6 separate regions of the Homo sapiens genome follow, and all the other regions are linked to region 6. A link is a contact called in ENCODE Hi-C or POLR2A ChIA-PET data. All regions are on one chromosome and are shown on one strand. The core of a region is the stretch at or near the end of the contact, and the rest is flanking DNA. Distances in the headings are between cores, read along the strand shown. Region 1 overlaps DOCK6 (dedicator of cytokinesis 6). Region 2 has its middle 18 kb from the start of SPC24. Region 3 holds the start of ZNF763 (zinc finger protein 763). Region 4 holds the start of RAB3D (RAB3D, member RAS oncogene family). Region 5 holds the start of LDLR (low density lipoprotein receptor). Region 6 holds the start of ZNF627 (zinc finger protein 627).

Region 1 (3,192 bases), core at 12-2,511, 350 kb before region 6:
CAGCCCACCCTTTCTGGGCTGTGTAGTCAGGGCAGACTCTCCCATGATGTTCTCTGGGGACTGGGGGCTGTGTCCCTCAGGCGCCAAGGCCAGAAATTGCCCTCAACTCTGCTGTCTGTCACCCTAAATTTTTTTTCGTTTTTGTTTTTCTTTTTTTTAAGTGGAGTCACTCTGTTGCTCAGGCTGGAGTGCAGTGGGGCGATCTCGGCTCACTGCAACCTCTGCCTCCCCAGTTCAAGTGATTCTCCTGCCTCAGCCTCCCAGGTAGCTGGGATTACAGGTGTGTGCCACCACACCTGGTGAATTTTTGTATTTTTAGTAGAGATGGAATTTCACCATGTTGGCCAGGCTGGTCTCAAACTCCTGACCTCAAGTGATCTGCCCGCCTCGGCCTCCCAAAGTGCTGGCATTACAGGTATGAGCCATCACACCTGGCCCCCAGGCTGGTCTTGAGCTCCTGGGCTCAAACAATCATCCTCCTGCCTCAGCCTCCCAAAGTGTTGGCGTTACAGACTTGAGCCACTGCACCCCAGCCTTACCCCTACATTTGATCAACTCTGCCCCCAGGACCCCTGCCTGCCCCGCTGCCATTAACCACCTATTGACGCTGTATCCATCTTATTTATTCTGCTTCTTGTCTATGGTCCCCATTAGAAGCTGTAGCCAGCCCCTGAGGTCAGGGATTTGTCCATCATGGTCATCGTTGGGTCTCTGATGCCCCTGGCACAGTAGGTGCTCTCAGTGTAGGTTTGTTGAGTGGCTGAGTGAGAGTGATACTTCTTGTGTATGGGGTGTGCCACGCACCAGTCACAGGACGTAGTCGCCGCAGCAGGGACGACGGGCGCCTCATGTCAGCCAGGAACTTGAAGAGGTCCTCGTCACTGAGTCGCTCAGCCTCCTACATGGGACCCACTCCCGTCAGCCTGGGCCAGGGGGCTAGGGGTCCCCAGGGCTAATGCAGCCAGCGGGGAGTGGGAGAGTCCCTGGCCCCAGGGTAGGACACCTGCTTAAAGAAGTTTGTGACAGTTAGCGTGGCTGGACGGAAGCCAGAGAAGCTGCAGGCGTCGTCCCCACTACTCGCCCGGTCCTGGGGCCCCCGACGGCGGCGGTCTGTCCAGGCTGGCCGGCGCTCTAGGGGAGGGAATGACAATGACAAAAGGGGGACCAAGATGAAACAGGGAGACTCAGGGGCGGCACAGTTCGGCCAGCAGAGGGCGCACCCCCTCGCCCCGTAGCCCCGCCCCAGGCCTGTCAGCACCACCCTTTAGCCCCGCCCCAAGCCTGTTAGCCCCGCCTCCTCACCGCCCTCCGAGTCAGAGTCCCGGTCCAGCTGCCCAGCGCTGCTCACGATGTTGGCCAAGTGCACGGCCGTCCAGGCGAAGGGCATGCGGTAGCGGCCCAGGCGGGTGCAGAACTGCTCGGCCGCCAGGCGCAGCTTCTCTAGCTTCTCTTTGTTCTGTGGGGAGACCCCGTCCCCTGCCAGCTCAGCATCCTAGCCCTGCTGAGTCAGGGATCTGTTGCCCCTAGTCCAGCCTCCACACGCTTACCTTGGCTGTGTCCACTTCTTTCAACACCATGTAAGGCTCACAGCACTCACTGATGTCCCCTTGCTGAAGCACCTTCTCCAACTGCGGGGCAGATGAATGAATCCAGTGAGGCGCTGCCCGAACGCTCTGTTCCCCCGTGCTGGCTCCCCAGCCTCCTGGACCCCTCATGGGCCCTCGGACACTCCTAACATATGAAGGCCTTTGCTCCAACACCTCCCATGGCTCCCGCTGTCCTTGGGATCAAGGGTTAGTGTTGGCCTGCCTGGTGGCTACTCCCTCCCATTCTTCAGATCTACCCCTAACCTCCAAGCCTACCTTTAGCTGGTGATATTTTCCCTAAATTTACTTATTTATTTACATTTATGTATGTATGTATGTATGTATTATATAGAGACAGGGGTCTCGCTATGTTGCCTAGGCTGGTCTCAAACTCTTGGGCTCAAGTGATGCCCCTGCCTCTGCCTCCCAAAGTGCTGGGATAACAGGCTTGCTGTGAATTTTTTTTTTTAGACAGAGTCTCCCTGTTGCCCAGGCTGAAGTGCGTGATGGGATCTCAGCTCACTGCAACCTCTGCCTCCTGAGTTTAAGCAATTCTCCTGCCTCAGCCTCCTGAGTAGCTGGGATTACAGGCATGACCCACCACACCTGGCTTTTTTTTTTTTTTTTTTTTTTTTTTTGAGATGGGGTCTCGCTCTGTCACCCAGACGGAAGTGCAATGGCACAATCTCGGCTCACTGCAACCTCTGCCTCCCGGGTTCAAGCAATTCTCCTGCCTCAGCCTCCCAAGTAGCTGGGACTACAAGCGCCTGCTACTACGTCCCGCTAATTTTTGTATTTTTAGTAGAGACGAGGTTTCACCATTGGTCAGGCTGGTCTGGAACTCCCAACTTCAGGTGATCTGCCTGCCTCGGCCTCCCAAAGTGCTGGGATTACAGGCGTGAGCCACCGCGCCCAGCCAATTTTTGTGTTTTTAGTAGAGAATGGGTTTCACCATGTTGGCAAGGTTGGTCTCAAACTCCTGGGCTAAAGCGATCCTCCCGCCTCAGCCTCCCAAAGTGCTAGGATTACAGTTGTGAGTCACTGTGCCTGGCCTTCCCTACATTTTTCTTTGTTAGTGTAAATAGAGGCCACTCTGGGCATGGCTCTGAGCCATGAGGCCTAGACTCCAATCCTGACCACTCAGGGGCTGTGGGACCCTGGGCAGTGGGACCCTATCCACTCTGTGCCTCAGTTTCCCCATCTGGAAAATGGGAACCATGGCACCCCTCCACCTTAGGCCCTGTGGTGAGGACTGAAGGAGGGATCCCTGTGAAGCGTGACCATAGCAGCACCTGCCTGTGGATACTGGATTCATTTCATCATTGCAAACTAATAGAAGGTTTTGAGAAAAGAAATTTGACCTCCCTCCCAGAAACAGAAAATCTCAAATGAGGGTGCCAACTATGTCTTTCATCTGTCCACAAACTTCCCAACAGCATCTCACCCACCTCCGAGGACCCCAGCCTGTCACATGTGCCTAGGGATGGCTTTTCTCCCCAGGCTGCCCACGTATAGTTATCAGCTCAACTGTCGCCTCTCCCTGGAAGCCCTTGGTGATTTCTCCCCACCTGAGTTGGATCAGGGGCCTCCTCCCTGCCTGTGTTTC
Region 2 (3,215 bases), core at 431-2,930, 460 kb before region 6:
AACCATGTCTCTACTAAAAAGGGTAAGATTTTGAGGCTGCAGTGAGCTATGACGGCACCATTGCACTCCAGGCTGGGCAACAGAGCGAGACACCATCTCAATAAAAAAAAAAAAAAGCAGGGTGCGGTGGCTCAAGCCTGTAATCCCAACACTTTGGGAGGCTGAGGCAGGCGGATCATGAGGTCAGGAGTTCGAGACCAGCCTGCCCAACATAGTGAAACCCTGTCTACTAAAAATACAAAAAAATTAGCCGGGTATGCTGGCAGGTGACTGCACCATAAAAAATGTTCAAGATTAAACAGGGGGACGGTGAGGTAACCCAGAAATAAGCAACAGCAGAAAGCGCCACCACCACAAAACCAGGAGAGGAAGATGTGGTTTCTGGAGCCTGGGAGCTGGTGAGAGCCAGAAACTCATAGGAGGGAAAGAAGTGCTGCAGACATGGTCCCCAGCAGAGCGAGGCGGGGAAGAGCCCAGCCTGTCCCCCGCTCCAGGCTCTATCTCCCACCAGTGCCTCCCACGGGCTGAGCCCAACAGGGACAGGCTGATGAAGCCCAGGCAATGGTGCCTTACTGGGTGGATCGAAGGAGGGACAGGGTTGGCCCAGGGGTGACACGACACTGGGGTGGTTAGGTCCACAAACGTGGCTCATGCCTGTAATCCCAGTACCTTGGGAAGCTGAGGCAGGAGGATTGCTTGAGCCCAGGAGTTCAAGAGCAGTCTGGGCAACATAGCAAGACCCCATCTCTAAAAAACGTTTTTAAATTTCTGGGCTCAGTGGCTCATGCCTATAATCCCAGCACTCTGGGAGGCCGAGGCAGGCGGATCACCTGAGGTCAGGAGTTCAAAACCAGCCTAGCCAAAATGGCAAAACCCCGCCTCTACTAAAAATACAAAAATTAGTTGGGTGTGGTGGCGCATGCCTGTAATCCCAGCTACTTGGGAGGCTGAGGCAGGAGAATCGCTTGAACTCGGGAGGCCGAGGTTGCACTGAGCCAAGATCGCACCACTGCACTCCAGCCTGACAGAGCGAGACACTGCGTCAAAAAAACAGACAACAACAACAGAAAAAGTTTTAAAATTACCAGCCGGATGCGATGGCGCACACCTGTAGTCCCAGATACTTGGAGGCTGAGGTGGGAAGATCTCTTGAGTCCAGCACTTTGGGAGGCCAAGGTGGGCGGATCACCTGAGGTTGGGGGTTTGAGACCAGCCTGACCAACATGGAGAAACCCCATCTCTACTAAAAATACAAAATTAGCTGGGTGTGGCGGCGCATGCCTGTAATCCCAGCTACGCGGGAGGCTGAGGTAGGAGAATTGCTTGAACCTGGGAGGAAGAGGTTGCGGTGAGCCGAGATTGCACCATTGCACTCCAGCCTGGGAAACTCTGTCTCAAAAAAACAAAACAAAACACAACAAAAACCCAAAAAGAGCAGACTGACCAGGCCGTCTGGGTTCATAACCTGGCTCTGCCACTGACTCGCTGGGTGACAGGCACCTCAGAGCCTCAGTTTCCCCACCTGACAATGGAGACAAAGCTAATCTCCCCCTCCCCAGGGGCTCTGGAAGTGGGGCAGGATGGGGCTGCGCAGGCGCTCGGAGACAAAGGCAGGGCCTGTCATCTTTCCTGCGTCCACGGGGTGGCACTTCCTTCCTGCCTTCCGCCTTTTGTTTTGGGACGCTTCCAAAACGCCCCTGGGAGGGAAAACTGAGCAGCCCACACAGGAAGCGTCCTGGAGCCTGCACACAGGCGCTCGATAATTGCTCGATTGACGAAATTGGTGCTCAACCAAGTGGCAAACAGGATAAGCGGGCTCAGATGGCCAGGAAAACGGGAGGGCCTGGGAGGTGGCGGCTCGAGGGTGCTGAGACTGAGACGGGAGGGTGGGCAGGACCGGGGTGCATCCCCAGGCAGGGGTGGGGACTGGGAGCACAGCATGGGTGGGGCATGGCCCAGAGGAGAGGCCAGAGGTGATGGAAGGTTCTGGTATTCGGCCTTGGCTGCTGCATTGGGAGCTTGTATCAGAGCTTTGAGGGTGACACAGACATGCAGACATTCAGTTTCCTGACAATCCATCGTTCTGCCCCGATGGTCGCCAAAGGGAGGGAGGGTTGACAGCCACCCATTTTACAGAGAGAAATAGGAGGCTCGGGTCACTGTGGCTGGATTCTGATCCTCGCCGGTTCCAGTTCTCTGGCTCAGAACGGGGCCCTGGTAAAATGCGCTGCTGGCTCCCTGGTCTATAGGCTCAGCACCCACCCACCCACCCACTTGTCCTGCAGGGCTGGGGGCAGCCTGCAGCTTGGGGAACGCCACCCCTGCAGGCTGGTGGTCCTGTCCTGTCTCCGCAGGCTCAACAGCTCTGGCCAGGACAGGGTGGAAGGTGGGAGGAATTTGTCCCACTCCCAGCAAGTCTGACACCCACAACTAGTGTCCCCTGCTGTCCCTCCCCTTCTCCTGTCCCCAGGCCGTTCCCCTTCCAGCAGCCCGAGGCATCCCAGACCACAGCTGTCTGCAGTGAGTCAGCCTGGAGCCTCTGGGCTGAGCCGCGGCTGCCAGAGGGAGGTGGGGAGAGGGGTGCAGGCTGCCCTGCCCTGCAGCTGGCCCTGGCCTAATCCCCTCCCCGCTCCCCAGTCTGGGGTCAGCACCCTCCTCCCTTGCAGGCAGTGATTTTCCGTGATGATGAAGGAATAAAAAAGCCACGGAGGGTTCTGAGTGGGAGTCCCTGGTCCCCATCACCCCACTGAGCATGGCCGCTGGGGTTTCCTGGCAACTTTCTGCTCCATCCGGAGCCGTCCCTCCCCTGGGCTGGGCTGCTCTGGGGCTGTTCCTGGGATGGGGAGCGGGGAGCTTGGGAGTAAATAGTGACATCAGCCACCTAGACAGGCGGGGCCACTGTGTCAAGGGGCCATGTCAGGTTCCCTTCTCCCAGAGCTGGGGCTTGTCTTGGAATTGGAAAATCCTCCCCACATTGCCCTGTGGACTGCAGGCCTGGCGTGATCAAGGACCCCTGCCCTCCTGCCATCCCCCTTGGTCTCCTCCATGCCAGCCTTGCTGTTTCCCCTGCCTGGCTCACAGTCTCCACACCTTTATCCCCTGGGGGCTCAAGTCTGGGACAAATGACACCTCCTCCCTGGGCCTCCCACAGAGCCACAGAGCGTCACCCCCCACCACCCCACAGCGTTCATTTGTGGGTCAGGATTAAGAGCACA
Region 3 (3,607 bases), core at 921-3,420, 370 kb after region 6:
CTGATGAATTTGATAAAGTTTAAAGGGATGGTTTCACCAGGGGCTTTTTCCATTGACTGCAAGGAGGTCATCCTGCCTGGTAAATCCTCAGTAGGCCAAGCCTCTTATGTGGCGGAATGATCCAGTCGATGAGGAAATATCACCACCTGTTATGTTTTACAATTAGACCATCCAAGGGGGTCAGGGTTTCCCCAGGTAGTTTGGTGAGAGAGAGAGAGAGTGTGTGTGTGTGTGTGTGTGTGTGTGTGTTTTGAGACAGTGTCTTGCTGAAGTGCAGTAGCCTGATCATAGCTCACAGCAGCCTCAAACTTTGAGGCTCAAGTGATCCTCCTGCCTCAGCCTCCTGACTAGCTGAGACTATAGGTACACACCACCTCTCCAGGCTAATTCTAAACAAAGATGTATGGAGTTGGGAGGGTCTCACTTCACTGCTCAGGGTGATCTCCAACTTCTGTCTTCAAGTGCTCCTCCCACTTTGGCCTCCCAAAATGTTGGGATTACAGGCGTGAGCCATGGTATCCGGCCTCCCAGGCTGTTGTTGAAAGGTTTTTGCAATCTCTCAGAGTTATGCAGCAGTTTATTCCCTCACAGTGATACTCTCATCCTTTGACCCCATTTTGCAGCAGTGGTTGAGCGTTCACTTTTCTTTCCATAAGGGGGTGAGCTTGCCGGTGACTCTCTTCCCCCTCCTCATCAATGACTTCTTTGTCATCAGAGCCTTCCTCTTCATAAATTCCCACGGAATCCAAGTTTTCACGTCCCAATCGGGCTTAGTTATGATAGCCACAGGCCCACACCAGCTGCCACAGCACCCCCGTCCCATGGAAACCGCCCGACTCTCTTCTCCCCAAGCGTCCTGTCCCGGGAGCCCCCATCTCTGCTCTCCCGGGCTCCGGGCCCTAGATCCGCGCTGCTGTAGAGCCCAGTTCCCAGAGTAGCTCCCTCCACCTGTCCACATCCAGCTCCAGCTCTCCACCCTCTCTCCAGGCCTGGAGTTGCTGCAGTGTCACTGATCAGGGGACCCTCAGCTGCCACCTCCACCGCGATCTGAAAGTCTTTTAAATGCACTTAAGTTATCTTAGAATTTTCCTCGCCCATTTTATACATAAACATAGGAGGAGAGCAGGGGTTTGAGGGTGTTTGTCTCATGGAACTGATCAGTCGGGTGAGAAGTAGCTGAATAACCTGCAGGGGGCAGCAGAGCCCCAGGCCAGTGACTCCACGCCGAGGCCAGTGTGGATCCTGCAAAGGAAGAGAAAGAGAGATTCCCTGGGGTCTTCCCGGGCAGCCCGCCCTCCCCTACAAGTGGCCTCCAGCCGCTCAGAGCAGCTCCAGAAGGAGTGTGGATTCCGAGAAGCTGCAGAGCCCTGGAAAGCAGAAGAGACGTGCAGACGCCTTTGTGGGGTTCTGTCCTTTCTGGTGTTGTACCTCTGGAGCCTGGGGCTGTCTTCTGGGCAGGGTTTGGGGTTTGACACGCATGGGGTCGCTGGAGGCAGAGTTGTTTGTATATATAAAGAGAATGTGTGAATATCAGGCTAGAGACAGAATTGTTTGGGGGCGACACCTGGATAAAGGGTTCATGAAGTTGACAGTTTATTTAGGTCAGAAGGTTAAATTAACCCCAGGTGAGAGTTTCCTGCTGGTGAAAATGAAGATCTGGAAGCAGGGAGCATTTTCACACTGTGAGGAGGGGATGGGGGTGTGTGAGCAAGGCTTGGCCATGCCTCATTCCCAATTCCGGCCCGCTCAAGGACATGTGCCTCTCCTGATGCAGTCGTGCCTGGCCTGGTCTCGGTTCCCCTGCTGCTCTGAGGCCAGCAGATGGCTCCTATGGACACTGAGTCTGAAATTCCCTGCACACTCCTGTGACCCCGTGCAGAACGAAGGAGCGGGGAAAATCCCTTGAGTGAGGAAGACGCTAGTGTTCTCTTATATCTGTAGCAAGTCTGGCTGAAATGCAAATATCCAATAATCAGAGTACAGGAAGCACCTCGCCCTTAGAGAAGCTGTGGCTAGAATCCGTCAAGTCAGTCTGGCTCTGCCGGGCCTGATACCCAAGGCTTCCGCTGTCACTCAGAAGTGAGGGGCGGGGCCTAGCATTCCATCCAATCAGAGGTGCCGGGGCAGGGCCCTGCCCATTGTTTATCCAGGCACAGAGTGGGTCGCATTCCTGTCCTCACCTTTGTCCTTGCGCAGCCGGTGGTTGATATCCGCTGTATCCATCCCCGAGAGGGACCTGGTACCTCTACCCAGGTTTCTATCGCTCTGTCTCCTGCGCTGTGCCCTTCTGTAGTCACAGGAGCTGTAGAGAGGACCCCAGGACATCTGAAAGCCAGGAAATGGTGCGTGTGCATAGCCGGTTGTCCCGAGACGGGGTAGAGGCTGCCTGGAACCGGCCGGAACCGGCTGCGGCGGGACCCGGGCCTCCCTGCGGGCGACTCCAGGGTCTGGGACCGAGTCCTCCTGGAGCTGCTCGGCCCTCGGTCCCCTCGGCCGCTGGATGGGGCTGGGCTGGCAGCCGGGACCCCGGGTGTCCTGTCCTGTCCCTGCGCGGTGACTGCGGCCCCGCCCCGGAGCCCTCTCTGGGCAGTTCCGCGCCCGCAGCCCCGCGTCTCCCCAGATTATGCGGAAGCCACGAGAGGGTCATGGGGGAAATCCTGACTCGTGTGTAGGGTTCGTGCGTGGGAGGAGCAGTGGTCTGTGGGGCCCCCAGTTCCCACTTTCTCCTGTTAAAAATTAAACTGAAGTACATTAACAATTAAAGAGTTCATTTGAGCAAACAGCAATTCAGTAATGAGAACCACCCAGTCCTGGCTTGTGGTTTGTCAACTGAAAAAGCCAAACAATGTAAAATAAAGTTTATTCGTAGCCAAATAGGAGAGACCTTGGCAAGGGAAACACAACCCCAAGAAGCCTATAGTGAGTGGTCCCGAGGCGGCTCAAGACAATTTGGTTTTATTCATTTCAGAGAGACAGGAATTGCAGGGAAAATCATGAATCAGTGCCTGGAAGGTGTAAGTTCCATTGGCAGAAAGGGCGGGACCTGTGGAAGGGGGGTTAGAAGGCACAGGTGGTTGAGGGATTCTGTAGGTGGCAGTTGATTGAGAGTGTGAAGTTTGTCTAAAGTTTGGAGGAGGTAGGAAGGAATGCTGAAGGAAGGGGGTCTGTTATCTGCCACTTGATTCCATCCCAGCCAAAAAACAGACCTGTTTCTCGAGATTTTATGAATTCCAAGGCATGACTTACCCTTACCTTGCGTGGCCTTAGGTCTTGTTTGTAATTTGGTATCTTCTTGCCACAAGGAGTCTGTTTTTCCAGTCAGATAATGTCTGTTTTTACATGAATGTGCGTCAGTTGCTGCATGTAAACTCCTAAAGGGAGAGGGTATAAGGAGACCTGTCTCACCTGCCATCCTGTCATACAGAGGCACTCAATTTTCAGGGTTTTTTGGGGGTTCCCTTGGCCAAGAGCCAGTCACTTCACTTAACTGGGAAGGTACTTTGTTTGTTTTTGTTTTTGTTTGAGACAGAATCTCCTTCTGTCGCCCAGGCTGGAGTGCAATGGCTGGATCTCGGCTCACAGCAGCCTTTGCCTTCTGGGTTCAAGC
Region 4 (3,559 bases), core at 1,054-3,553, 260 kb before region 6:
CTGCTGCATCCCGTGGGCCTGCCTGGGTGTCTCCAGCTGATGCCATCTTGGCACAAGCCTCCTGGGACAGGGAGACCTGAAATCCTCAGGGAGAGGAGACGGGCGTCCTGCAGGGGAATCAAACATCAAGAACAGCTCCTGTGAATGCACCAGGCCTGGATTCAAATCTCAGCTCGGTCACTCGGAGACCAAGTGATGCTGGATGCATCGCTTGCCCCCTCTAGACCTCAGTGTCCTCTTCTAAAAAATGGGATGTTTGTCACAGTCCCTTCCTGAAAGAGTAGTTGGTTGTGAGCCTAAAATGAGTTTCTTTCTTTCTTTTTTTTTTTTTTTAGAGACAAGATCTCGCTCTGTTGCCTGAGGCTGGAGCGCAGTGGCGTGATCATAGCTCACTGCAGTCTTGACCTCCTGGGCTCGAGTGATCCTCCTGCCTCAGCCTCCCAAGTAGCTGGGACTACAGACATGCCACCACATCAGGCTAATTTAAAAAAAATTTTTTTGTAGAGATGGGGTCTCATTATGTTGCCCATGCTGGTTTCAAACTCCTCTGCTCAAGCAATCCTCCTGCCTCAGCCTTCCAATGTGCTAGGATTACAGGCATGAGCCACCACGCCCGACCTAAAATGTGTTTCTTTATTCATTCAACAAATGCTTACTCTCTGCCGGGCCCTGTTCTCTGTGGAAATGCAGCTGTGAATAGGACAAGAAAAAGTCCATCCTCGGGTGGTCACGTTCCTTCCAGTGGGAAGGTATTAACACACGTAACGGTCATTAGACAGTGCCTGGTATAGAGCTGGGGCACAAAAAATGTGACTGCTGTTTAATCTTCACACCCTGTGGCGTAACTGAGTCTGTATTGGGGTGGAGGGTGGGGAGACCTTTCCTATCTGGAAACCCAGAGGCCTAGCAAAGGGTTCAAGTGCAAGGCCGAGGGTAAGGGGCTCTGGCCCCTGCAGAACTAGATTCTGGAGAAGGCACAGGTGTGGACTTCGCCCCAGCGTGTGCAGCCGGTGTGGCCCAGGTGTAAGCTGGGGTGGGGTGGGGGGAGGACCTGCCAGCTGGATAAGCTGGATAGAGCCCCTGATTAAGGCTTGGGTGTTGACTTTGGCAGGTGTCAGCCACTGGGGCGCCTGCCGCCCACCAACTCATGCCAAATACAACCCCTTCTCTGAGTTCCAAGGGGAAGGGGTTTTCTATGTACAGGGCCCAGGTTTAGAGTCCAGTTCTACCCCCTAAATGGGTACTGCTATTTTCTATTTGTCAAAGGGGCCAGGCCTGTCTCCTTCTGCCCAAGGCTGACTCACTCCAGCCCCAGTCCACGGAGGCAGGAGTGAGAGTCCTTATACCCAAGGAAACGATCCCAGCCACTTAATTAACACAACCCCACCACCACGACCACTGCCGCCCACCCTTGGTCTTTCCAGGCAATCTGTCCCACGGCTAGGCTCCTTGAATCTGCCCACACTCCAACATGCTGCTTCATCCGAGTCCAAGGTGCTCCCTCAACCCTCATAACCTCTCCCAGGCCTCAGTTTCCCCAGCTGTCTATGGCCGCTGCGGGAACCGCACGGAGAGGCTGCAGAAGGCCTGGATGCAGGCGGGGCAGAGGCAGAGACAGCCCTGGCACAGCTATTTCTCAACTGCCTTTGGGGCTTTTTTCCATTTTAAACCAGGACCCAACCGGCCCCACCCCGTGTTCCAGGAGAACGAGTTTAAGGAGGGGAAGAGAAGAGGCAGGAAACCTTTCCCCACGCAGGGCAGGGCCGCAAGGCTGGGGCCCCCACCTCCCCCAGCCTTAGCTCACCTGTGTCAGTCGGTCCCGCCTCTTTCTAACCATCTGCCGACCCTCCCTCAAGCCTGGCCCCGGAGGGCTCGCCTCTGTTCCCCTTCACTAGATTTGGGGCGCCCCAGCCAATGCAGGTGGACTCAGGAGTTTCCCCCATCACCATATGGTCCCAACGCCTGTCCCCAGCTGGGCTCTCTGCCCCGCCCGCGCCCCATCAGCGCTTCCCAAGTGCCCAGCTGGGTGGGGGCGAGGGCAGAGGCGTTCCCCGCAGCCCCGCCTTTGTTCCCCAGACCCCCTACCTTCCTCCCAAACCCCCGTACCCCACAGACCTGCTCGGATGCGGAGGGGCCGGGTGGGCTGCGCTCCTTCCCAGGGGTGACCTCGCGTAGGGGGCGCCGCCTGCAGGGGTTCCGCCTGTGAACTCGCTGCGGCTTGGCCCTGGCCGCGACCCCGACCCCGCAGCCGCAGAAGCCAGCAGCCTGCAGCCACCCGGATCCCGCGCGGGCTCCGCCCAGAAGGCGGAGGAAGGGCCGTTCCCGGAGCGGGGGATGGGGGAGGACGAAGAGGGGCCGAGTCTTGGGCGGGGCTTTCAGAGAGCGGGTGGGAGGGGCTGGAAGCTGCACCAAGCGTCTAGAGCCCGTCCTAGCCAAGCAACATCTCATTTTCCCAGCTGCTTGTAAAGAGCTTCTACTATACGCACGGCTGTTAAAAGCATAGAGTCTTGGGCCTGGTTCGAGTCCCAGCTCCACCACTTTCTAGTCTTGTGGCTTTGGACGCGTTACTTAACCTCTTTGAGCCTCAGTTTCCCCATCCGTCAAGTAGCTCATAGCGAGAGTACCCAACCTCACAGAGTTGTGGGAGGATTCTGATCTGAGTTAGTGTTTGTCAAGTGCAGTGCCGGCCTTAAAGTAGGCTAGGCCAGGCGCGGTGGCCTGTAATTACAGCAGTTTGGGAGGCCGAGGCAGGAGAATCACTTGAGGCCAGGAGTTTGAGACCAGCTTGGGCATCGTAAGGAGACCTCATCTCTACTAAAAATAACAAAAATTAGCCAGGTGTGGTGGCGTGCGTCTGTAACCCCAGCTACTTGGGAGGCTGAGGCAGGAGGATTGCTGGAGACATCGAGGCTGCAGTGAGCCTTGATTGCACCACAGCACTCCAGCCTGGGCAACAGAGCAAGACCCTGTTTCAAATAAATAAAAATAAACGAGAGCTGGGCGCGGTGGCTTATGCCTGTAATCCCAGTACTTTGGGAGGCCAAGGCAGGCGGATCACTTGAGGTCAGGAATTTAAGACCAGCCTGGCCAACATGGTGAAACCTCATCTCTACTAAAAAAAAAAAAAAAAAAATACAAATATTAGGGGCTGGGCACGGTGGCTCACACCTGTAATCTCAGCACTTTGGGAGGCCGAGGTGGGCAGATCACCTGAGGTCGGGAGTTCGAGACTAGCCTGGCCAACGTGAAGAAACCCTGTCTCTACTAAAAAATACAAAATTAGCCAGGCGTGGTGACGCATGCCTGTAATCCCAGTTACTCTGGAAGCTGAGGCAGGAGAATTGCTTGAACCCGGAAGGCGGAGGTTGCAGTGAGCCGAGATCACGCCACTGCACTCCAGCCTGGGCAAAAAGAGCGAAACTCTGTCTCAAATAAATAAATAAATATACAAAAATTAGCCGAGCATGGTGGTGCACACCTGTAATCCCAACTACTTGGGAGGCTGAGGCAGGAGAATCGCTTGAACCCAGGAGGTGGAGGTTGCAGTGAGCCGAGATCG
Region 5 (3,451 bases), core at 290-2,789, 510 kb before region 6:
GGTTCAAGCATTTTGATGGCCCCTTTACAGGTTGGGAAAGCTAATTTATCTGTCCAAGGCCGAATTCTGAAACTGAGTCTTAACTGCCAAAAATTCTTATCATCAATTTCTTCTTCTGGGTTGGGCACAGTGGCTCATGCCTGTAAAGCCAGCAATTTGAGAGGCATCATGATGCAAGAGGAAGAGGATTGAGTGAAGCTAGGAGTTTGGGACCAGCCTGGGCAACATAGTGAGACCCCATCTATAAAAAAAAATTAAAAATTAGTTGGGCATGGTGGTGCACTCCTGTGGTCCTAGCTATTCAGGAGGCTGAGGTGGGAGGATTCCTTGAGCCCAGGGTTGACGCTGCAGAGAGCTGTGATCACGCCACTGCAGTCCAGCCTGAGTGACAGCTGGAAATAATGATAAATAAATAATAAATAATTATTTAAAAAATTATAATAAAAATAATTAAAAAATTATTTTCCCTGATTAATCTTTTTTTTTGTCCTTCTGAGAGTTCAATTTGTCCCTTTTCTGCCTGGTCTCCTAGGTTTCCCTAAAATCCTGCTGAGAGGTTAGCACTGCCTGCCAAAGTCAGTTTGCAAAATCCCAGAGAAATCCAGCTTATTCCTGGGGGAACCGCCAAGACTGCCCAGCCCTGTGTGGGGTTCAGGCAAGTTTCTCACATGTGCCTTTTTGGCAAGAGGCCTCTGGCAACCCCATGAGTCCCCAAAGAGACTCAATTCTAAAAGTTGGTCTCCACCAGCTCTCTGTGGCTTAGGGGTTCAAGTTCAACTGTGAAAGCCCTGTTTTGTTTTGATTTTGCTTTGAGGGAGAGGAAACCGCCCTTCTGTTTGTTCAACTCCTTCTCCTAAGGGGAGAAATCAATATTTACGTCCAGACTCCAGGTATCCGTACAATTGATTTTTCAGATGTTTATACTCAGCCAAAGGCGGGATCCCACAAAACAAAAAATATTTTTTTGGCTGTACTTTTGTGAAGATTTTATTTAAATTCCTGATTGATCAGTGTCTATTAGGTGATTTGGAATAACAATGTAAAAACAATATACAACGAAAGGAAGCTAAAAATCTATACACAATTCCTAGAAAGGAAAAGGCAAATATAGAAAGTGGCGGAAGTTCCCAACATTTTTAGTGTTTTCCTTTTGAGGCAGAGAGGACAATGGCATTAGGCTATTGGAGGATCTTGAAAGGCTGTTGTTATCCTTCTGTGGACAACAACAGCAAAATGTTAACAGTTAAACATCGAGAAATTTCAGGAGGATCTTTCAGAAGATGCGTTTCCAATTTTGAGGGGGCGTCAGCTCTTCACCGGAGACCCAAATACAACAAATCAAGTCGCCTGCCCTGGCGACACTTTCGAAGGACTGGAGTGGGAATCAGAGCTTCACGGGTTAAAAAGCCGATGTCACATCGGCCGTTCGAAACTCCTCCTCTTGCAGTGAGGTGAAGACATTTGAAAATCACCCCACTGCAAACTCCTCCCCCTGCTAGAAACCTCACATTGAAATGCTGTAAATGACGTGGGCCCCGAGTGCAATCGCGGGAAGCCAGGGTTTCCAGCTAGGACACAGCAGGTCGTGATCCGGGTCGGGACACTGCCTGGCAGAGGCTGCGAGCATGGGGCCCTGGGGCTGGAAATTGCGCTGGACCGTCGCCTTGCTCCTCGCCGCGGCGGGGACTGCAGGTAAGGCTTGCTCCAGGCGCCAGAATAGGTTGAGAGGGAGCCCCCGGGGGGCCCTTGGGAATTTATTTTTTTGGGTACAAATAATCACTCCATCCCTGGGAGACTTGTGGGGTAATGGCACGGGGTCCTTCCCAAACGGCTGGAGGGGGCGCTGGAGGGGGGCGCTGAGGGGAGCGCGAGGGTCGGGAGGAGTCTGAGGGATTTAAGGGAAACGGGGCACCGCTGTCCCCCAAGTCTCCACAGGGTGAGGGACCGCATCTTCTTTGAGACGGAGTCTAGCTCTGTCGCCCAGGATGGAGTGCAGTGGCACGATCTCAGCTCACTGCAACCTCCGCCTCCCGGGTTTAAGCGAGTCTCCTCTCTCAGCCTCCCGAATAGCTGGGATTACAGGCGCCCAACCACCACGCCCGCCTAATTTTTGTATTTTTAGTAGAGACGGGTTTTCACCATTTTGGCCAGGCTGGTCTCGAACCCCGACCTCAGGTGATCTGCCCAAAAGTGCTGGGATTACAGGCGTCAGCCACCGCGCCCGGCCGGGACCCTCTCTTCTAACTCGGAGCTGGGTGTGGGGACCTCCAGTCCTAAAACAAGGGATCACTCCCACCCCCGCCTTAAGTCCTTCTGGGGGCGAGGGCGACTGGAGACCCGGATGTCCAGCCTGGAGGTCACCGCGGGCTCAGGGGTCCCGATCCGCTTTGCGCGACCCCAGGGCGCCACTGCCATCCTGAGTTGGGTGCAGTCCCGGGATTCCGCCGCGTGCTCCGGGACGGGGGCCACCCCCTCCCGCCCCTGCCCCCGCCCCTTTGGCCCGCCCCCCGAATTCCATTGGGTGTAGTCCAACAGGCCACCCTCGAGCCACTCCCCTTGTCCAATGTGAGGCGGTGGAGGCGGAGGCGGGCGTCGGGAGGACGGGGCTTGTGTACGAGCGGGGCGGGGCTGGCGCGGAAGTCTGAGCCTCACCTTGTCCGGGGCGAGGCGGATGCAGGGGAGGCCTGGCGTTCCTCCGCGGTTCCTGTCACAAAGGCGACGACAAGTCCCGGGTCCCCGGAGCCGCCTCCGCGACATACACGAGTCGCCCTCCGTTATCCTGGGCCCTCCTGGCGAAGTCCCCGGTTTCCGCTGTGCTCTGTGGCGACACCTCCGTCCCCACCTTGTCCTGGGGGGCGCCCTCGCCCCACCAGCCCCGATCAAGTTCACAGAGGGGCCCCCGGCCACCCTCAAGGCCTCGGTTCCTTACGAGGTTGAAACGTTGCCTCAGAATCTCCCCGCCCCTCCTTGGTCTGCAGCCGAGATCTTCAGCCACGGTGGGGCAGCTATCCCCCGGGACCGACCCCCTGGGGTGGCCTCGCTTCTTCAGAGGCTGTGAATGGCTTCGGTTCAGCTGTCCAAGCGGCGATTTTTCCTCTGGGTGAAATGGATTAGATTTTAGATTTCCACAAGAGGCTGGTTAGTGCATGATCCTGAGTTAGAGCTTTTTAGGTGGCTTTAAATTAGTTGCAGAGAGACAGCCTCGCCCTAGACAACAGCTACATGGCCCTTTCCCTCCTGAGAACCAGCCTAGCCTAGAAAAGGATTGGGATTGCCTGATGAACACAAGGATTGCAGGAAACTTTTTTTTTAATTGGCAAGGGGGTTGGCTTTGACTGGATGGAGAGCTTTGAACTGCCTTGAAATTCACGCTGTAACTAACACACCAGTTTCCTCTGGGAGGCCAGAGAGGGAGGGAGGGTGTAATGAAATACGGATGATTGTTCTTTTA
Region 6 (3,687 bases), core at 221-2,720:
AGTAGAGATGGGGTTTCTCCATGTTCCGAACTCCCGACCTCAGGTGATCCGCCTGCCTCGGCCTCCCAAAGTGCTAGATTACAGGCGTGCTCCATCGCACCCAGCCCAACCTGCCTTTTAATACTAATACATTACTTTGGGTCTCATCCCACATCACTTCATCAGAGAGCATCCTTCCTCTCACCTCAGTTATTTCTACTTTTTTTTCCACGTATAGATGTTTTTTCAGGGACCGGAGGGTATGGGAGGAAGCCTTGGCACGCCTCATCCCAAATGCCCGTTTCCCGGAACATCAGGCCCTTCCTCCTCTTCCTGTCCTCCCTGGCCTAGCCTGGGCTCCCTCCCGTTCTGAGGCAAGGCGATTGCTCCATGTCACAGTGAGTGTGGAGTTCCCTGCACATACTGGTGACCTTGTGTCCGGAAGGAATTAGAAGGAAGAGCTCATGGAGTGCCAGAAGAAGACAGTGCCTACTCTGGCAAGCTAGAAGCAAGCTCTGCATTAAATGCAAATATTGGCCGGGCACGGTGGCTCACATTTGTAATCCCAGCACCTGGGGAGGCCTAGGCAGGAGGATCACTTGAGCCCAGGAATTCACGACCAGCCTGGTCAACATAGTGAGACCCCATCTAACCCACCCCACCCCCGTCACACACACAGCACCAACAACAAAATAAAATTAGCAGAGTGTGGTGGGGCGTGACTTTGGTCCCAGCTACTAGGGAGGCTGAGGCAGGAGGATCGTTTGAGCCCGGGAGATTGGGGCTGGAGTGAGCCGAGATCATGCCACTGCAGTCCAGCCTGGGTGACAGAGCAAGACCCTGAAAGAAAAAAAAGAAAGGAGGGAGGGAGGGAGGATGGAAGGAAGGAAGGAAGGAAGGAAGGAAGGAAGGAAGGAAGGAAGGAAACCAAAACAAGGCCACGCGTGGTGGCTCACGCCTGTAATCCCAGCACTTTGGGAGGCTGAGGTGGGCGTATCACTTGAGGTCAGGAGTTAGAGACCAGCCTCGGTAACATGGCGAAACCCCGTCTCTACGAAAAATACAAAAATTAGCCAGGCGTGGTGGCGGGTGCCTGTAATTCAGCTACTCGGGAGGCTGAGGCACGAGAATCGCTTGAACCCGGGAGGCAGAGATTGCAGTGAGCTGAGATCGCGCCACTGCACTCCAGCCTGGGCGACAAAAGCGAAACTCCGTCTCAAAAAAAAAAAAAAAAAAAAACCAAAACAAACCCTCAAATATCCCTCGGGCTGGGTGCAGGGAGGAAACTCGGCCTGAGAGGCGCAGTGGCTAGAACCAGTCAACACTGCTACGCACAGCCACGTTTCCATGGCTTCCTACGTCACTCAGGCCTTAGGGGGCGGGGTATGTCACCCTATCCAATCAGGGGCGCTGGGGCGGGGCCCTGCCAACTGTCCATTCAGATGGGCCCGGGAGAGGAGGGCAGGGCCTGCGCCTCCCTACGGAGCCTTTGTTTCTGGCGACCGTCCCCACCCGGGCTCGCGTCTCCGTTTCTCCGAGAGGCCCAAGGTGTCTCCGCCGCAGCCTCTGTCGCGCCGTGACCTGTACAGGTCGCGGGAGTCGTAGGGAGGACGCCGGGACACCTGGAAGCCGAGAAATGGTGCGTGTGAGGGGTCAGGCGTCCCCAGACCTGGGGGAGGGGCTGGTTGGAACCGGCCGGAACCGGCTGTGGAGGGACCTAGGCCTCCCTGCGGCGACTCCGGGGTCTGGGACCCGAGTTCCCTCGGCCGCAAGGTGGGGCTGGGCCAGGAGCTGGGACCCCGGTCGTCCTGTCCCGTCCCTGCGCGACGCCTGCGGCCCCGCAGCCCCGCGTCTCCCCACATGGTGCGGGGGCCGCGGGAGGGTCATGGGGGTATCCCTCCTCGGATGTGGTTCGTGTTGCAGGAGCTGCGGTCTGTGGCCGCCCCCCACAGTCCCGCCTTTCTCCCGTTAAAAATTTAGAGTTTATTTGAGCAAACAGCGGCTCATCGATGGAGAAGCTCCCGGTCGTGGTTTGTGGCTTGGGGATCCGTTGGAGGGAATGGAAGGAAAGGCTGTAAGGTGCAGGAGGAAGCGAACCAAATTCAGTACTTGGTTGGTGACAGTTATGCAGTCGCCTTATTTGCTCTATCTAGGTGGACATTTTCTGCTTATGTAGTCAGAGGTGGATTGGTGGTTGTGGTTTATTAACCCTAAATTTTATTTCCTTATAAACTGGTAATTTATAAGAATTTCATTTGAGGCTGGAGCGCGGTGGCTCACGCCTGTAATCGCAGCGCTTTTGGAGGCCAAGACAGGAGGATCGCTTGGGCCCAGGAGTTGAAGATCAGCCTCGCAATATAGCGAGACCCCATCTCTGTTAATTTTTTTTAAATGAACATATTCAGACTGAGACCAAAAAACTACTACAAATTTTTAAAATATAAAATCAAATAAAAGAATTTCATTCGACTTAGATTTCTGTTTCCTTGGGTAGGAAACCAGGACACCATAGCCACAGCCCTCTAATTGTCTCCAAATTAATTATTTTAACACTCCCCAGGGGGACAGGGTCCCAAATCCTTGACCTTGTTCCCCTAGCCTGACTCCTCTGGCGCTTGCAAATAATTCTTGATACCACTTCTTTCACCATATTCCCAAAAGGTAACTCCAGTCACGACATTATCAACTCTTTGTCCTTTATTGCACATTTCAAACTAATTAATTTGTATTATTTTTTCAAGGAGCAATCGATTGGTCTTTTAAAAATATTTGCTTTCTGTTTCTGAACATTTCACAGGAGAGGAAAGCAGAGAATACATGTATGAGACCCTGCTGTGAAAAAACCTTTGTGCCTCTTCTCCTTTTCTCTCTCCTAGGCACAGGGATGTTCTCAGAATGTCTTTTGGTTGGCCTGGTGCCATGGCTCATGTCTGTAATCCCAACACTTTGGGAGGCCAAGGCGGGAGGATCACCTGAGGCCAGGAGTTTGAGACCAGCCTGAGCAACATAGTGAGACCCGGACCCTAAAATAAAAAAAACAAAAAACAGTGTCTTTGGGTTGGGGTTCCCCTTTGGAAACTTTAAACTGTGATATGTCTTCAGAGCATCCTCCTTTCCTGGTCCTGGGCTTCAGGGCTGTTTGGGCTGACACAGGATGCCCACAGCAGCCAGATCTGTTGAAGGGTCTGGTATCAGCCTGCTCCCACTGGACAGCCTGAAGTACGGGGTGGGGCCTCTTAGTGGAGGAGCTGGGTGTCCTGGGGTCGGAGGAATCTCTTGATATCCCCTCCCTCTCAAAGCTCACCCCTGGGACACTCAGCTTTTCTTCCCCTAATTCCAGATCCCATTCCTTGGGGGACACATTGGTGTCCAGCCAAATGGATGATGGTATTGAGGGGAAAAACAGATATGATTCTTGCCCTCTGGATTCTTTTAGACTGGTGAAGTGAGAAAACTTATCCCAAGGACAGGAAAACCCATCCCACTGAGGTGATGCAAGAACTTGAAAAGCAAAATGTACTTCAGGCAGATGGAGGCAAAATGCAGTGTCTCTTGGAAGGGTGGTCACTGAGCCCTTCAGTGAGCAGGTTAGGGGGTGGACGATATCCCAGGTGATAGAATGACCTGACTTAGGCCGGGCGCGGTGGCTCACACCTGTAATCCCAGCACTTTGGGAAGCTGAGGTGGGCGGATCACTTGAGGCCATGA

What was found. A loop is a pair of places that touch in the nucleus more often than their neighbours do. ChIA-PET counts read pairs that join two places held with the same protein, here RNA polymerase II (POLR2A). Pooled maps may share reads with other maps.
Region 1: a pooled map shows a loop between it and region 6 (2.5-fold over the local background). The contact joins the enhancer-like site here to the promoter of ZNF627 in region 6. A Hi-C loop is called at or near these places in 9 of 168 maps with a recorded cell type or tissue (CD4-positive, alpha-beta T cell, CD8-positive, alpha-beta T cell, chondrocyte and 5 more) and 18 of 50 pooled maps. POLR2A ChIA-PET finds 5 or more read pairs at or near these places in 1 of 52 experiments (activated T-cell).
Region 2: a loop to region 6 is called in a map of chondrocyte, with 2.6 times the contacts of the local background. The contact joins the enhancer-like site here to the promoter of ZNF627 in region 6. A Hi-C loop is called at or near these places in 7 of 168 maps with a recorded cell type or tissue (CD4-positive, alpha-beta T cell, MCF 10A, PC-9 and 4 more) and 20 of 50 pooled maps. POLR2A ChIA-PET finds 5 or more read pairs at or near these places in 2 of 52 experiments (Panc1 and activated CD8-positive, alpha-beta memory T cell).
Region 3: a pooled map shows a loop between it and region 6 (6-fold over the local background). The contact joins the promoter of ZNF763 here to the promoter of ZNF627 in region 6. A Hi-C loop is called at or near these places in 4 of 50 pooled maps. POLR2A ChIA-PET finds 5 or more read pairs at or near these places in 2 of 52 experiments (HepG2 and OCI-LY7).
Region 4: a pooled map shows a loop between it and region 6 (3-fold over the local background). The contact joins the promoter of RAB3D here to the promoter of ZNF627 in region 6. A Hi-C loop is called at or near these places in 1 of 37 single-sample maps with no recorded cell type and 9 of 50 pooled maps. POLR2A ChIA-PET finds 5 or more read pairs at or near these places in 3 of 52 experiments (CD8-positive, alpha-beta T cell, GM12878 and activated naive CD8-positive, alpha-beta T cell).
Region 5: a map of CD8-positive, alpha-beta T cell shows a loop between it and region 6 (28-fold over the local background). The contact joins the promoter of LDLR here to the promoter of ZNF627 in region 6. A Hi-C loop is called at or near these places in 1 of 168 maps with a recorded cell type or tissue (CD8-positive, alpha-beta T cell), 6 of 37 single-sample maps with no recorded cell type and 10 of 50 pooled maps. POLR2A ChIA-PET finds 5 or more read pairs at or near these places in 5 of 52 experiments (GM12878, PC-3, T-cell and 2 more).

Annotation. Positions count from the first base shown.
Region 1 is chr19:11,242,255-11,245,446 of GRCh38, forward strand. It overlaps DOCK6 (dedicator of cytokinesis 6), which reads right to left. Exons shown (of 48, transcript NM_020812.4): 10 at 1,548-1,628; 11 at 1,303-1,456; 12 at 1,004-1,131; 13 at 805-898. Among named protein-coding and RNA genes, the nearest start is that of ANGPTL8, 4.2 kb to the left of the region's middle. RefSeq lists an enhancer at 1,227-2,037. Within about 2 kb of position 1,262, at least 9 of the 41 ENCODE cell types and tissues checked have a DNase peak (open chromatin) inside an H3K27ac peak, as active enhancers do; they include spleen, where a contact is called at or near this core.
Region 2 is chr19:11,136,227-11,139,441 of GRCh38, forward strand. No RefSeq gene overlaps it. Among named protein-coding and RNA genes, the nearest start is that of SPC24, 18 kb to the right of the region's middle. Within about 2 kb of position 1,681, at least 33 of the 41 ENCODE cell types and tissues checked have a DNase peak (open chromatin) inside an H3K27ac peak, as active enhancers do; they include PC-9, Panc1, dorsolateral prefrontal cortex and 1 more, where a contact is called at or near this core.
Region 3 is chr19:11,962,870-11,966,476 of GRCh38, forward strand. ZNF763 (zinc finger protein 763) reads left to right here and starts at 2,171. Exons shown (of 4, transcript NM_001367172.2): 1 at 2,171-2,342. The coding sequence starts at 2,340. It also overlaps a transcript of ZNF69 not described here. RefSeq lists enhancers at 1,299-2,252, 1,945-2,239 and a silencer at 2,391-2,590.
Region 4 is chr19:11,337,354-11,340,912 of GRCh38, forward strand. RAB3D (RAB3D, member RAS oncogene family) reads right to left here and starts at 2,304. Exons shown (of 5, transcript NM_004283.4): 1 at 2,116-2,304; 2 at 1-107. The coding sequence starts at 46. RefSeq lists a silencer at 2,087-2,346.
Region 5 is chr19:11,087,924-11,091,374 of GRCh38, forward strand. LDLR (low density lipoprotein receptor) reads left to right here and starts at 1,540. Exons shown (of 18, transcript NM_000527.5): 1 at 1,540-1,692. The coding sequence starts at 1,626. LDLR-AS1 (LDLR antisense RNA 1) reads right to left here and starts at 1,736. Exons shown (of 1, transcript NR_163945.1): 1 at 1,145-1,736. RefSeq lists enhancers at 1,794-2,389, 2,390-2,983, 2,701-2,880 and a silencer at 2,371-2,630.
Region 6 is chr19:11,596,013-11,599,699 of GRCh38, forward strand. ZNF627 (zinc finger protein 627) reads left to right here and starts at 1,471. Exons shown (of 4, transcript NM_145295.4): 1 at 1,471-1,618. The coding sequence starts at 1,616. RefSeq lists silencers at 1,256-1,385, 1,726-1,865 and enhancers at 1,410-2,408, 1,496-1,575.